Regions from separate parts of the Mus musculus genome. Here region 1 is linked to region 2. Evidence: chromatin loops called from intact Hi-C (ENCODE). Cell type or tissue: heart. All regions are shown on one strand.

Region 1 (8,000 bases), 93 kb after region 2:
ATCACAACACACATACAACACATACCACAACACACAGCACATACCACAACACGCACATACACATATGCATACTATACACAGAACACACACATACATACACACCACATACAGTACATACATATAACACACACCACAACATACATAATACATAGCACAACACACACTACCTACCACAGCACACACACATATACTTACACACACCACACACAGCATGCTCATACACACCACACCACACACATACCACACTCATTCATACACAGCACACACACACAACACATACACAACACACACACACACACACACACACACACACACTCCATTAAATATAAAAGCCATAGCTACAGTGCTGCTCTCAGGTGCTCATGAGCTCCCATCCTCTGGACCATTATTTCCTGACAACTAAAAGGTGGGGGAGTTTGAAAAGGCTAGCTAAAAAGTAGCAGATTGGAAAATTTTTTAATTTAAATGTCGCTTGTATAAAGAAGGAAGTAACTTCGAGACAGAAGGAAGAAAGCACATTGAATGGGGTTTTGAACGAGTCTCCTTCCTTAAACAATTCTGTTTTTTAAAAATCCCCCCCTACTGTTATTCTGCTAAATGGACATAGTACCAAACTGCTCTAAATGTGTATGTCTGTACCACCAATCTTACAGCAAGTGGTGGTTCAGAATGCAGAAACTGAGTGTCACTCAAGTGCTCAGCCACAAATGGAACAACCGTGTCCCACGTCCTCCCCTCAAGACTCTGGGGCCATCTCAGAAGAGGGGTCAGAGGACTGTATGAGCCAGAGGTTGGGATGAACAGAGCAAAGCAATGTCTTCTAGACAGGGTCAGACCCTCAGGGACTCATGAAGTAGGGACAGGGTGGGAAGGTGGAGGGGTGGGGTCTGGAAGAAGTTGGAAGGGTTGGGGTGAATATGATCAACAGCCATTCAAGCATATCTAAAAATCTTTAATAATTAATAAAAATATTTTAATTCATTCATCCATCAGTCCCATGAAATCTACCTTCTTCACAACTCCTTAAAACTGATCTCCTATGTCACCAGTAGCCCCAGACTGAGCATCTTCTAACCCATCTCACTGGGGGCTCCTTAACATTTGCTGCCGTTGGCTTGCTCTCCCTCAAAAAGCCTTCCTCTGTGGTGTGTGTCTTCTTAGCTCTTGAGTTTCATGTCTCTCAATACGCTGTCTCGGTCTCCCCTGCAGACTCATGTTTTCTCACTCTAGGAACCCAGGGACCCTGGGCTTGGTCCTCAACCTCTGTTCTGGTTCCATTTCATACATCATTTCACGTCCCTTGTATCCTCATGAGCAAGGTATTGGGGAAATCAATCAAACTCAACTAATAACCATAGATGATGCTGTTGCTTCCAAAGTGGCTCTCTGCCCTGTCTGCTCAATTCCATCACACCGTTCACGTGACAGAAGCTAAAGACACTCATATTCAATGTCTACTAAGCTCTGCTACAATCTTAGGTTTGAGTAAGAAGAGAGAATGCTGGCAAAACCATTCAGGAAAAAAAAAAAAGCCATGACCCGGATGTTACATGGACCCTACAAGAGTCACAGAAAGTCCCCAGTCCCACAACCCACAGGGAGATAAGACCTGGTCCACTGAATGCTTCTAGGCTTCGCCTGTTGCCCACCATGTCTTATCTGCTCTAAGGACCCTGGACCACTGCCCTCTCTGAACATCTTGCTTGCACGCCCTTCCATAGCCCAGCACCTTCGCTCTCACCCATGCCCTCTTTCTCCACCAATTCTGACTCAGCTCTCTTCCCTAATTTTCCTGTCTAATTGCACAGTGGAGCTTCAGTGATTCCTCGCTGAGCTCCCGTGCATTTTATCCATTTAATGGGTACTCTCTGGACATTCTGTCATGGAATGCCAGCTAGAGACAACTCGTTTTCTTAGGTTATACATATTCTTTCATCCAGACTCACTTGGAGCCCAAGGAAGTGGGTAAGACTGCGATTCTCACTTCATGGATGAGGAAACCGGTTCTCAGAGAGAGTTGGTAACCTACCCGCAGTCACTCGGCTAGTGGATGATAGATGAGGGACCAGAACCCTGACCACTGTGAAACATCCAAGCCCACGTTCTTCTCCACCACAGTATCACTCAGCGTCTGCCTATTCTTTGTCCCCTCCTTAACTAGCTAAAGCTCCCCAAGACACCTCCCTGCACAGGAGAATCATGGCTGAATTGGAAACCCTAAGGCTACTAATCCAAGAGGTAGCAGTTAGAGAAAGAATGGATGCTCCAAACTGAGCCTACTGCATTCCATTCAGTAACTTTCCAACAATTCGACCCCTCCATGTGTCTCTTAACCGGGGTCCTTATTATGTGCTTGGTGTGGCTTCGCTCTTGACTAAGTATTTCTCCTTAAGATCAATATGCTGCTCAATTGCCAAGTCGAGGGAAAGGATACTTCTGGCAGAAGAAAAAAAATATTGACCAGGCTGCGCTAAGTCCATTTACACGGGGCATTACATACATCACAGGAGCTTGGGATAGATGCTGAGCCCACACGGTGAGACAAGGAGCTAAGAGCACTGGAGATCAGCGCAACCAGCTGCTGTCTCTGGGGTAGAGTTGCCGCATTTCACCCATGTAAACAGAAAAACCCTAAGGGATTTCAACCTCCCAACAGAGCGTTCATCTTGAGAATCCAAGTGTGATCTGGCAACCTTCACGTAGACAAATGTGTCTTCCGTTCCTTGAGACAAGAGCCTAGGTAGACCTTCTACTTAGAAGCATAAGAACAAGCAGAAGCAGTCATACTCCCCCCGGGTGTAGATCCAAAAGAATCACAGTCAGCTACAATAGTGACACTTGTGCACCCATGTTTATTGTAGCTCTACTGACAATAGCCATGGTATGGAGTCAACCGGGTACCTATCCACAGATGAATAAATAAAAAAATATATAGTTATGTGGGGCTATATGTGTGTGTGCAGTATTGTTCACTATAAAGAAGAAAATCATGTCATTTATAGGAAAATGGACAGAAGCAAAAAAAAAAAATCACCATTTTACCTGAAGTGAACCCAATTCACAGAGATAAATATCACATATTTTCTCTTGTATGTGTGTAAAAATAAAGGGCTATCAGGATGCAGAAGAGCAAATGAAGCAAACACCTTAATGTCCAGGATTATTAGATGCAATATATATATATACACACACACACACACACACACACACACATATATATATATATATATATATATATATACACATATATGCTCCCAAAGTAAAGAAAGGGTTATCCTCAAAAGTGCAAAGTCAAACAAAAAAGCAAGCAGAACCATTGAGAAATGAGCAAAGGTTTTAAACAGTTGTCCCTCTAGAGGATGCACCCATGATATAGAAAGCACAGCATCCATTATCATCAGGGACATGTACATCAAGACCACAGTGTGACCACACCCACCAACTTTAGGATGGCCTCCACCTCTCTCTTCTCTCCAGCCTTGGTGGAACCTTCTATGACCTTCAGTAACCCATGTCCCTCAGCAGCGATGCTATCACAGTTTGCCCCTAGCTGACTGTGTCTAACCTTGGTTTGTTCCCCTGTGTGCTGGCCCGGGGGCACTGTGCAGTGCTAAGTACCCTGTGTTCTGTGTCTCTTACACGCAGGACAATTACACCCTGAGATTTATTTCTCATTCTCCTAACCACACTGAAATACAATGGTTCCAGCCGCACTATTTTTAGGGTGGAAAAACTGAAGCTCAGAGAGCTGTCGCTCAAGGCCACATCAGCAGAGCCAAGGCCACATCAGCAGAGCCACTCATGAGGTCTGACTTGTCCAGCTCTAAAGCTTGTGTGTGTTCTTCCTTAGAAATAATGTTAGGAAGTAAGGCGGATATCAGAACTATAGGATCTGAAAACAGAACCCTGCACTGTTACTTACTTCAACTCTTGACCTGATGTGACAACTCTGTACCCTGTGTGACACTCAATTGTGCCTTGCCATGGTCACTTCCCTATTGCCTTACCGTGGGTCGCTTCCATATGATGCCTTGAGTTTCTGCAGAGCCTGGTCCAAGATCCCTGTAGCCCAAAGCTGACGGACATGCCGGGAATTCCGGGTCTTTAAATAGGACCCCTGAGTTCAAGCATTGCTTTCTCAGGGTCTCGAAGTCCTGGCCCAGATACTTCACAGCATTCTGGTTAGAGCCAAGGCCCTGAGCAGCTGCACGTTGCTTGGATATTCCAGCTGCCAGGGCTGCCATGGCCTGCCTGTGCGTCCTGTAGGTGACAGGAAAGCAGGGCTTCTGTGTCCTCTCAGACATCTGCCCTATGGGGATGCTGCCCTTTAAGGCAGCTCCCAAGGAGGTGTGGCCTGTAAACTTTGCACCTGAGGGAGGCCCTGTTCCAAAGGGACATGAGTCATAAACAGAGTCAAATATGTATCCAAGGTGCAGGCAACTCTGCCCCACCTTCTCCTGCTGTTCACTATTTGGACACCACAATGGAGGCTATCAGGAGTCTCCAAGTTGGATAGGCTGGGGTGATTTCTCCTCCAGAGACTCTGTAAGGAGAGGCCCTGCTCATGCCTTGGTTTTAGTCCAGTGGAAATGACTTAGGTCTGTGGGTGCCCAGAACAGAAAGAGACTAACCCTCTGCTCTTTCATTTTTACCGAGCATGGTGCCTTGCCTGCATGTACACCTGTGCACTACATAAGTGATCTGTCCTTGGAGGCCAGAAGAGGGCACCAGAGTCCCCAGAACTGGAGTTCCAGACAACTGTTAGCTTCCATGTGGGTGTTAGGAGTCCAACGCAGATCTTTGCAAGAACAGCCAGTGCTCTCTCAAACCCTAAGCCATTGCTCCATCTCCAACTTCTGCTCTTTTCAGTCACTTGTGTTCGTTTGTTACAGAAGACACAGGCAGCCAGTACAGTGTGACAAGAATTCTCTGAACTACTTACCCACAACACAGTCTCCCTAGTAACCTGCATTAATCGCCACCATCTCAAAGAGTGTTCTGGGGGCTGGCTGTAAGATGCCTCAGTGGATACGAGGGCTTGCCGCACAAGCAGGACAATCTACATTCAGAGGTAGAGACCAGAGAATAAGGAGTCTGAGGTCACTGTGGGCTAAATGGTGAGTTCAAATCCAACCTGGGTTACGTGAGACCCTGTCTCTAAAATGAAATAAAACAGAATATAAAATAATCATGATTCAGCAGTTCTGAGCTAAGTCTCTAGGACCCATATCAGAGTCTTTAGACCATTCACCTGCAGATGATTCTAAAGCGGGTTCACACTGGTCTCTGAACCAGACAGCCTCTGAGGCTGCCGGTCTTCCCGCTGAGGGTCATCCACGTGTTCAGCCCTGAGCTTGGTGCTTCTGAGAGAGCATGTTTACCTGCCAGACATGAAACAGACAAAAGCAGGGTTTCCCGTGATTCACCAGAAATACAAGGTCAGCATGACCTTCCAGGACAGGAGGCAGTTATACGAAAGCTTTGGCTCCTCCGTGCCTCAGGAGCCCCCATTACTCCCTCAACGCCTCTATTTGCGTTAACACTCGCTCAGTGTTGGGCTCACTGAGGGTTCACAGCTAAGTTTCCACCCTGCACAAGGCTGACCTACCCTTCCTCTAAACCAGAACCCCAGCTCCACCCCATCCCCTGACGTTGCCTGGAACACTGAAGATCCTAGAAGCCTTGAAGCCCTAATTTGGGTGGAGGAGGCATTTTTATTCCTGACCCTATTGCCTAGTTAACTGAGATTCGTGCTGAGTCACAGGAACCAGTGGTTGCTCTGAACACAGTTTTCTGGCCATCCCCAGCAAGCTAAGAGGAACGCCGGGCTTCTGCGTGGCTAGTGGGAGCCGGAGCACACCCGTCCTGCTGACTTTGCCACCTGTTCCCGTGTCTCTCCTTCCTCCATGGAGCATTGATTTCTGTTTAGGGGATGTCGTGTTTGTCCCACTTCAGGGCTTTGCAGGCGCTGTTCCTGCCAAACTGCAATACTCTTCTGCTCTGCTCTCTGATCATCCTTCAGACCTGTGCCCCGGAAGTTTTTCCCCAAGGCCACCCCTCAAATTTAGCCCCTCCCTCCTTTCACACTATCAGATGAGTACGCAAAGCCTCGCCCAGCACGGACTCCTGTCCTCAGTGAGTTAAAGCCTCTCGGCCCCATCAGGCTTTGTGTCCCACAAGGACACTTATCGGGACCAGTTTTATTTGCCACTCAGTCCCCGGCTCCTAGGACTCTCCCAGAAACACAGTAAATATTTGTTATATGAAGAAACAACCGCATATCTAGATTTCCAGTAGATAGATTTCCAGTAGATAAATAGATAGACCCAGGATGTTACAGACCTGGTAGCCCCAGACAGGGTCACTGGTTAGTTAATAAAGAACTCATGGGAGCGTTTGTTTTTCCTCTGTGTTTCTTCCCTATGCTTCCCTGAAGCACCGCCCCCCTCTCAGACTGACAAAAAAAAAAAAAAAAAAAAAAAGAGCAAGCCCTTCCTCTTCCAAGCACAGAAGCTGCACAGCTGGTAATTCTACTTCCCCACGAGGGAGCTCCTCTGGGGTTAGCCATCTATCCTTCCTTCCCACCACCCCCCCCACCCCTTCCTAAATTGCCTCATTCCCGATCCAGATGCTATACCAAGAAGCCCTTCCTCATCAGGCAGGCAGGTCTGAGCCGCTGCAAATAGAGCCCTCATTTGCCCAGTCACGAAAAAAAAAAAAAAAAAAAAAAAAGGTAAATGGTTCAGGGAGGCCCGGCACAGCAGCCCCTCTCGAGCCGACATGTCTACCTGTTATCCAGCCAGGCACCAAAGAGGAAGCAACCTGTACCCACAGTCTCTGTCCATCTGGACAGATGTCTTCCCAACTTTAAACCTGAGACAGCTGCAAGAGCCAGAGACAGCTCCCTGCCAGGAAGCCTCGGGATCCATTACAGAGGCAAGGAGTCTGTGCAGACACCTGCCTGGCAGCTCCTACTTAATAAAAGCACCTCTTGGCAAATAGCCGGCCCCTGAGCCTCACCCACAGGCAAACCCTCCTTGGCTACAGGGAGCCAGGCAGTAGTGTCCCCTCAGCAAGAAAGATAGATCACCTTGGTTACACCCAAGGGCCCAAGTATGCCTCTCAGGCAATTAAAATTTGTAAAGCTTGTTGTCTTGCATAGCTATCATGCTGGAAATGGGTGGGTGAAAGTTGGTGGATTTGCCTCCTGAGCCTCCCACGTTTGGAATGCTAAGGGAAGCGAGAGTCGGACTCGGTGCCTAGAGCATCTCGGGGTGCTCTTACGCGGCTGGCAGAAGTGGAAAGCGGTACAGATGTTTTGGGAAACAGTCTGGCAGTTCTGCAAAATGCCAGACCGTGGAGTTTCATGGCAGCTCCCAGCAGCACTCCACCGTTAGAGAATAACAAGTAGAGGTCCATTCACACCATGTGCATGAAGAGTCCCTCGTGACACAGGGGAGAAACAAGCACACACCAATCCATGGGTGAGCAGACCAAATGTAGCACATCCCGGGGAACCTAGAAGGGAATAGCACTTAGTCATAAAAATGAATGCAGCACTTAGGTGTGATGTCATACACCTGGGAACTCAGTACTTGGGAGGCAAAGGCAGGAAGATGGTGAGCTCAAGGCTAGCCCAGAGGACTCAGCAAGAGATGGGGGTAGCTCGCAGTACACCATTCCCCTGACATGAGCAAGGCCCCAAATTCCATCCCCCAAGAGTGGATGCTGAAACTTTACGCAAATTAAATGAAGCTAATCAACAAAGGCATGGCACTCTCCAAGTCACTGTAATGAGACATCTAACAATCAAGTTCCATCCACAGTTTGCATCCTTACCGCAGGGAGGGTGTGACAGAGCGGAGCAGCTCACATCACGGCAGCCCCAGAACACGATTGGCTGACTTCTAGAAGGTCCATCCCATTTTCTGGCCTCCAAGCCTTCTAAATGTGGTGCCATCTATATTCAAGGGAAGTTCCCCCAACACCACCACACTTAG
Region 2 (8,000 bases):
CTTTCTCTTCCTGGCCTCCAGGTCATCAGTGGCTCCTTTCACTCCCATAAGCTGAGGTCAGTGTCCCAGCTAGATGGATTCCTTGACAGGATCCATACTGAGCTTCTACCACGCGTAGCCAGCGGGAGTTCATAGAACTCAGTTGCCTCGAAGCCTCTTGTCCCGGAAGACCCCAGGGTCACAGGCTATGATGATTACTCTTGGCTGCCAGCTTGACGACATCTGGAATAAACTAAAACTCAAAATTGGCTGGGCGTACCTGTGAGGAACATTTTCTTAATTAAATAATTTGGAGTGGGAAGATCTAGTTCTAATCCAACTCTTTGAGGTGGGAAGACCCACCTTTAGTCTGTCATACCTTCTGCTGGAAGCCTCTATAAAAGGCATGGGAGAAGAAAGTTGCTCTCAAAGAGCCTACTTCTCTGAGATTCTAGTGTATATGAAAGACCAGCTGAGACATCCAGCCTCGCGGACTGAACAGCTACTGGATTCTTGGGCCTTATGTTTACAGGCAACCATTGTTGGGTTAGCTGGACCACAGCCGGTAAGTCATTCTAATAAATCATATATATATATATATATATATATATATATATATATATATATATATTCACACACACACACACATATATATATGATATGTATGTAATAAATCATGTATATATGTGATATATATGACTATATGAGATATTTCATATATATTTCCATATATATAATCCCATATATATATAATCTCTATAAAGAGATTCCGATTCATTCTACAAGTTCTGTCACTCTAGAGACCTGACTAATCAGTTTGTCAGAACCTATGTTTCAGGACCTTGTCTGGTGTGCCCCACTGCCTTTAGTACATGGTGCCATATGACCTTTGATTATGGTCTATTTCACACCTTCTGTCTGGAAGTGGGATGGCAGAGGATCAACCTCCTTGCTCTGTATCGGGTACGGTTCAAACAGGAAACCAGAAGTCTTTGTTATTTTAATCAGAAAAGATAATGGAAGGAATGCTTTTGGCCAGCCCTGTGCGTATTACCACACCGATGCCAGAAAACATCTGTGTCCTGAGCTTGGGTGAGGAGACCGGAGCTCCATGCTATAATTCCCGGACTGATTTTAATCTGTTTCCACAGTAAATCACAGCCGTGACCGTAATAGCTATCAGTGCAAGGCCTTCTAGAAGCTTCTAGAACCCAACAACTGGGATTCTGAGACCTTTCTAAACCCCCAGCTAAAGCTGGAGAGAGGATATCAGAGCCTCTGTCCCTGTAGGTTTGCAGTTGACATGCTCACTTAGGCAACAGATGCTGGACCGATTCTTAGACAGGCCAGAGGATAATAGTCCAGTCTGACAGCCCTTGCCTACCCCAGAGGTTCATGCTTATTTCATAGTAATGGTATCAAAGATCACAGAGCCCTGCCACTGCCTCACCATAGGCAGTTGTAAGCCTTCGTGTCCTGAGCTTGGGTTGCCCAGAGATGACACTGGCCAGAGAACAGAATTCTGTGGAAAACTCCATGTTAGCCAGAGCTTCCCTGCTGTTACCACGATGAGGGGAAAAGAAGGAGTTAATCTGCACTGTGGCTTCCAAACTTAGTTCCAGGATATCTTATCGCCAGGGGTGAACCATAGTAGTCAGAGCTCTGTAAACAAGAGGGTCAGAAGCAGATTCTACGCTTCCTGAGAAGAGAGAACAGATGTCATGCGCCAATCCACAGATGCACCGTGAGGGTCAGTTCTCAAAATTCCACTTTCTAATCTTCAACTACCACATGCCTACTAGAGAGGAGGGTTTGGGACGTGAGGCTAGGTTTGGAGGCACTGTGTGGTAAATTCTGCACATGGTCCTTTTCCTCAGAGTAGCACAAACTTCTATATGAGTTTCAGCCTGGGGTGGTCTGAATGAGAACTGTTATTCCCTAGGCTTCAGTATTTGAACTCTTGGTTAGCCCTGTTTGGGAAGCTTTGGGTGGGTGGCATTGCCAGCGGAAGTACATCACTGGGAGTGATCTTTAGGTCCTCAGATTCCTGCTGTGACTGCCATATCTACTGTTTGCTGCCATGCCTTCCCCCATGATGGTCCTTAGTCCTCTGGAACCATAATCCAAAATAAATTCTTTCTCCCGTGAGTCCCCTTGGTCACAACATTTTATCACAACCGAAAAATACTAACGCAAGCCCCAAATACCTGTTTATATTGCATTAGATCTATGATAACCAGGGCAACAGCAAATACCTGGGATGACGAAGGGATGAGAGAATCCGAGTTCTGCCCCCAAGTTTGTCTTTGAGAATAATAGAGGTGATTGAAGACCCTGATATTCAGGCAGGACCACAGGCAAAAGGATTCAAAAGTCCTATTTACCGGGCTGGTGAGATGGCTCAGTGGGTAAGAGCACCCGACTGCTCTTCCGAAGGTCCAGAGTTCAAATCCCAGCAACCACATGGTGTCTCACAACCATCTGTAACGAGATCTGATGCCCTCTTCTGGAGTGTCTGAATATAGCTACAGTGTACTTACATGTAATAAATAAATAAATCTTTAAAAAAAAAGTTCTATTTACCAAATCTTAAATTACTAGAACAATCCAATGAATAGATAAATATTCATGTGGTTAAAAGATACCTGGCTCACACACTAAGTTAATGGTAGAAATCTCTAGATATTTACCACTTACCACTTGTCAAAACAGAAATTCCAACGTGTTAGGAACAATCGTTAGTTGAACACCAGTTATGAATGCCAGGAGACTACCTCAGAAATATTTGAGGAAAGCTCCAGAGAACTGTAATTTGCCTTACACACTGTTCTATGGGAGTCTCTTCTTGTACAATAAGACTGAGCTGTAAATCACAGGTATGCTGTTGCTTGGTGAATTCTCTTCAGGGCCTGACAGGAGCATTTCCTGTCTTCTTCGGATGCTAATCTCCCTGAAAGAGTCTGCTACCTGCATGCATTCCTTTTCTCTTAGTATGCGATATCCCAACTGAGTAGCCTTGAACAATAGAGATATTGATCCCCTGTCTCATCGAGAAGTCTGCAGACTGGAAGCGCTCAGCTTGCTTAATTCCATGTGATGAAGTCACCAAGGGCCAGTTGCTTTCTGCTCCTTGCTATCTGCAGTGTCAGCCTGGATCCCACAGAGTGGAAGATGGGTTCCAACCCCTAGGCCCGTCATAATCCTGTCAGAAGGAAAGACAACTCGTCTTGCCAGACAATCTTTCCCTGAAGGTCCATAGAAGGCTCTCCTTGTTCGTTCGTTATTCAAGACTGGATCACAAGTGCATTCAGTTGCAAGGAAGTCTGCTGCTGTGTTAGGCTACCACACACACACACACACACACACACACACACACACACACACACACACACACTCAACCAAACTGGAAGGAGATTGAGAGAGAATCTAGATTCAGCGGTATGTCTCCCATCACAGGCAACTGCTCCTTCCAGCAGCCTGCTCTGTACACAGTGGGGATTTAGCAAATGAAAAGCTAAGAAATAAGGCATCCGAGTACCAGCAGGGGCTGGTGCTGATTCGGCCTTGCCTCAGTTTCCTGTGGAGTGTGTCTGACTTTAGTGTGGAAGTCTTAGACCAAGAACCAGCCCGGATAGCTGGTGATGCTGAACCAGGAGAATTTCCAGGTCTGCCATGCTCTTGTTCTCAAGCCATTCAAGGACTGACTAGCCCAGGCAGGAGAAGCTCAGAAATCTGCAGAAGAGCTGTGGACACATCAAAGTTGACCCTGCAGAGATGGGAGCCTTGACCACAGATCTGGAAATAGAAGGGCTTTGGTGGCATTGCTGGGACATGGCGGGGAACACTCCGAAGTTAAAACACGTGCTTCACACAGGCCCTTCCTTCAGAAAAGCAAAATCCAAATGGCTTTCAAGAGAAGAGGACAGTAGTTCAGAGGCAAAGTCAGAGGGCCTTCTCCCCCACAGAGACACAAAGACAAGGGACATTGCCTTGCCGCTCAGGATGTCAGTAGGGGCTCACTAAAACAGCTCAGTCTCTCCAACTTGCAGTGGTTAAAAATCTGATTTAACTGAGGGGCCTCATGGCCTTTGGCAAACATTCTTCCCGTGTACTTCCACCATCTTCCAAGAAGCCAGAGAGAAGTTGAGACTTCACCAGGGACTTCATCAAACAAGGAGATCAAAAAGGAATTCTTGCCCTGCAGACTCCGGGGTAAATGCCCGAGGAAGAGTCACCCCTAGAGGGCAGCAGACCATTTGAGCTGAAGGGATTAAAATGATAGTTGCTTTAAACCCACAGAAACCAAAGCGGCAGAGAGACATGCACAGTCTGTGGCTCATTGGAGATGCGAATGAGCCGGGTTTTCACTCCTAATTAGCTACATAATCTTAGGCAGGTTGGTAAGCATTGGAATGCCAGCCTCTTCACCTGTAAAATGGAATTAATCTTGCTGACTGCACAGGGCTGCTGTGAGCATCAGATGAGAAGAGGTGTGTGGTACTTCCTGGAACAGGAAGTCTCTGTGTCTGCCCCACTTACATATGTTCCTGGGGCAGCAAGGAACTGGGAATGCCTGCTCTCTTTTCTTTCCCTAATATAAATGCAGCTCAGGATGAAGAGCTAGGCAGGGGTGGCCAGCAATGAATCCTGACCTTCAGAGAATGCCATTGGCCAAGGTCTGGAATATGGGGTATGGTGTTGTATGGAGCCCTTTGGAGACCCACAGCTGTTCCATTCCACCCAGTTTCTCCAACCTTCTCTCTTGGAACTATCCATTCTTTGACCCCACAAAGAGGCCCTGGCTTGAGAAGATGGTAGTAACTACAGCCAAGTCTGGGACTCTTCTTTCTAATCACACACTGGGCCTGGCCTGAAGAGGCTGTGTGACTGCTTCCAGGTTCCATCATTATGTGATCAGTTCTGGACTTGGAGGACAACGGCTGCCATCTCTACCTCCCTAAGAAGTATCTGAACAAGCCACACCATAACTCCAAAGACACTGTTCAATTTCTCTTTAGTTCCAAGTAGAACAGCGAGTGGGGCTCAGTGGTAAAGCACACTCCCAGCATATGTGAGAGCCTGGGTTTAATTCATAGCACTTCCAAAGACAAAAGGTAGGTGAATAAGGAACACAGTAACCCACACAGACCCTTCTGAAAGACTGTCCTTGGGAAATTCATTGTCCATAGGGAAGAATCCTTCCGTCCAGGACTCTTGAGTCCCCTCCGTGTACTGGTACCTCTATGGTCATTCTGCAAAATTTATGAAAATCTTCTCTTTGAATTGGAAATGTGTCCTGCAAAGGAAGCAAACTTCAAGCACAAATAGAGATATCCAGAGCCTGTGGGCAGCCCTGGGGTGGCAGCTTGAATTCCTTCTTGTCCCGTGGGACCTCGGTGAGCAGTATTTTGCCTCCGTATCCTCGGAGTTTGATGTGAAGATGATGTCATCCCCTCAGCAGTCATTTGGCATTTGGGAAGCACTACACAAATAACCCCACACATAAGAGAATGGCATGTATGTGAATGGCAGGGGCAAAGTCCATCGCTACACACGTCTCGTCTCCCTGCCGGGAAACAAAAGCCCTTGAGAATGGGATGCCTGCCTCAGGCTGAGAATTAAAAGTCAGCCAAGACTCTGCTGCTCCTCATTTTCTGCCATCACCAGATGCAGATAGCAAGAGATGGATGGATGTGTTCTGAAAGCCACCAGCAGTCAAATCCACCTAGAATACTCAAACAACCCTCCTGTGGAGCATCTACGGTGACTTCGATTCTCTTGGCAGCTACCTTTAAACACTGTGAAAGTGAGGAGGCGAAACTTATCTTGGGTTGTTAAGCCCTCAACATCGATGACCTACTGTCTTAGTTTGGGCTTTACTGCTGTGAAGAGATACCATGACCAAGACAACTCTTATAAAGGCAAACATTTAATTGGGGCTGGCTTACAGTTTCAGAGGTTCATTATCATCATGGTGGGAAACATGGCAGCATGCAGGCAAACATGATGCTGGAGGAGCTGAGAGTTCTACATCTTCATCTACAGGCAGCAGGAGACTATATCCTGCAGACAGCCAGAAGGATGCTCTGTCACAGTGGTCAAACTTGAGCATATATATGAGACCCCCAAAGCCCCACCTCCACAGTGACACACTTCTATCAAGGCCACACCTCCTCCAGTAAGGCCACACCTCCAAATAGTACCACCTCTCATGGGCCAAGCATATGCAAACCTGGAGAGACTTCTAAAGGAGGAACCTGCCTTTGCCTTACATGTCAGTGTTGAAGTTAACTAGATGTTATTTGCATCCAGGCATGAGGTACACACTTATATTTCCAGCACTTGAGAGGCCAAGGCAGGAGGATCTCTAGTTGAAGGCCAGCCTGGGTTATACAGTCAAAACAATCAAAAACTTCAAACAAACAAACAAAGAAAATCACACAAAGCAAAACAAAAAGAGGTCATTTATAAAGATGCTCAAAGCAGCCCCAACACACACACACACACACATACACTCGTGCGCGTGTGTGCCTTCCATTTTGATAGAATGGTCTTGAGACAGCTTTAGTCTAGATGGGGAAAATTCAGTAGAATATATGATTGTATAAAACCACACAGTCTTTTAGTGTGACAAGTTAAATGTACGACCTCTGAGCTGAAAGCAGGGCCACCATAAAGTGCCATTCTGGTGACCAGCCAAGCCTGTCCCAACATGGGACAGATGGAGAATACAGACAGGCCAAACCTTTGAAACCAGAGCACAATTTGGCAAAGGAAAAGTATAAATAAAATATAAGGGGAATGAAACCCAATAGAACTTCACATAAGTGTCATAAGAAGATAAATGGACAATTTTGTACCAATAAAGTAAAAACTTAGATGAATTAAATAATTTTCTACATGATTTAATTCACTCCCAGAAACAAAAAGTAGGCTGCTGGGTTAAGGCAGCACATGGGTAAGGCATATCTACTATTCTTCCTTCCATAACCATCATTAAAACTACCATCAACAATATTTTTAAATTTAAAAAAAAAAGAAGAAGAAAAGCTGGAAGTCAGATCTACTGGTCCCTATGTCACATCCACCAGGCATAGTTCTTTCCTGTCCTGTTTCCCAGATACCCTCCCTTTGGGGACCACTGCTGAAAGGCATTGAGGGTAGCAACTCCCTGTGCTCTTGGCCAGTTGGGCCTGTCATGCCGCAAGAGGAAGCTGGCCATCCACCCACCCTGTCTGCAGTGATCGCCACACGTAGAACCCCATACAGGCAAGAGTGGCAGCAGCATACATGTCCATTCTTACCAAGCCTCTGACCAGGAAGCCTTCTACTTCTCTCATTCCCCGTGACACTGGCACACTGTCCCCTTTTCTGGAAGAATGGGGTCAAAGTGGGTCACATGTGATTCTAGTACCTACCATCTTACCTTCGGTATAGCAGTGTCAAGCCTAGTGCCTCCTGTTCCTTTCTTCCTTGGCTAGTTTTGGGGAAATCTTGGGCAAACTGATGCTTGAAGCACCTACACATCTCTAACATCTCCCAACACACACACACACACACACACACACACACACACACACACAAAGATACACAAACACACTCTAATACACACAAACATACATATACACAAACACATAAGCACTAAAACACACATAAATACACACACACACACACACACACACACACACACACACCAGATTAAACCTCCCACTTGGTGCTTCAGATTCTACTGCTGGCCCTTGCTGTTCAGGCAAGTCCTGACTTTTAAATTTTCTTTAAAAACACACACACACACACACACACACACAAAAATACTCACAAAAAAATATCTAATTTGTTTGCATTTACAGTGATCACAATCAATAGCTTCAACATAAGTGTCTCCCTCCTCACACAACTTTTAAAAGTCTAACCGAACCTGCTCCAAACCTTTTCCATTTTATCTCAAGCAGAGCACTCAGCCACCGAATCCCCTAGCAGCCTAACACCGGCTGCTGCCACTGGGCTGTGAGAAAGGGAGC

Evidence for each region. Peaks named below come from ENCODE experiments on the same cell type or tissue, not always from the same donor. Only the 100,000 strongest peaks of a DNase experiment are listed, where the experiment ranks them.
Region 1: a loop joins it to region 2, with 5 times the contacts of the local background. A loop is called at or near these places in 19 of 42 quality-filtered maps.

The regions. Positions count from the first base shown.
Region 1 is chr1:182,561,305-182,569,304 of GRCm38, reverse strand. It overlaps Capn8 (calpain 8), which reads right to left and starts at 4,298. Exons shown (of 21, transcript NM_130890.2): 1 at 4,008-4,298. The coding sequence starts at 4,244. It overlaps Gm46248 (a long non-coding RNA gene), which reads right to left. Exons shown (of 4, transcript XR_001779884.1): 1 at 7,840-8,000; 2 at 7,285-7,518; 3 at 5,252-5,381; 4 at 4,824-5,157. In heart, a CTCF peak has its summit at 4,720 (motif pointing right); no DNase peak of the experiment used is centred here.
Region 2 is chr1:182,654,189-182,662,188 of GRCm38, reverse strand. No RefSeq gene overlaps it. Among named protein-coding and RNA genes, the nearest start is that of Ccdc185, 91 kb to the left of the region's middle. In heart, a CTCF peak has its summit at 4,209 (motif pointing right); no DNase peak of the experiment used is centred here; H3K27ac peaks cover 1,007 bases.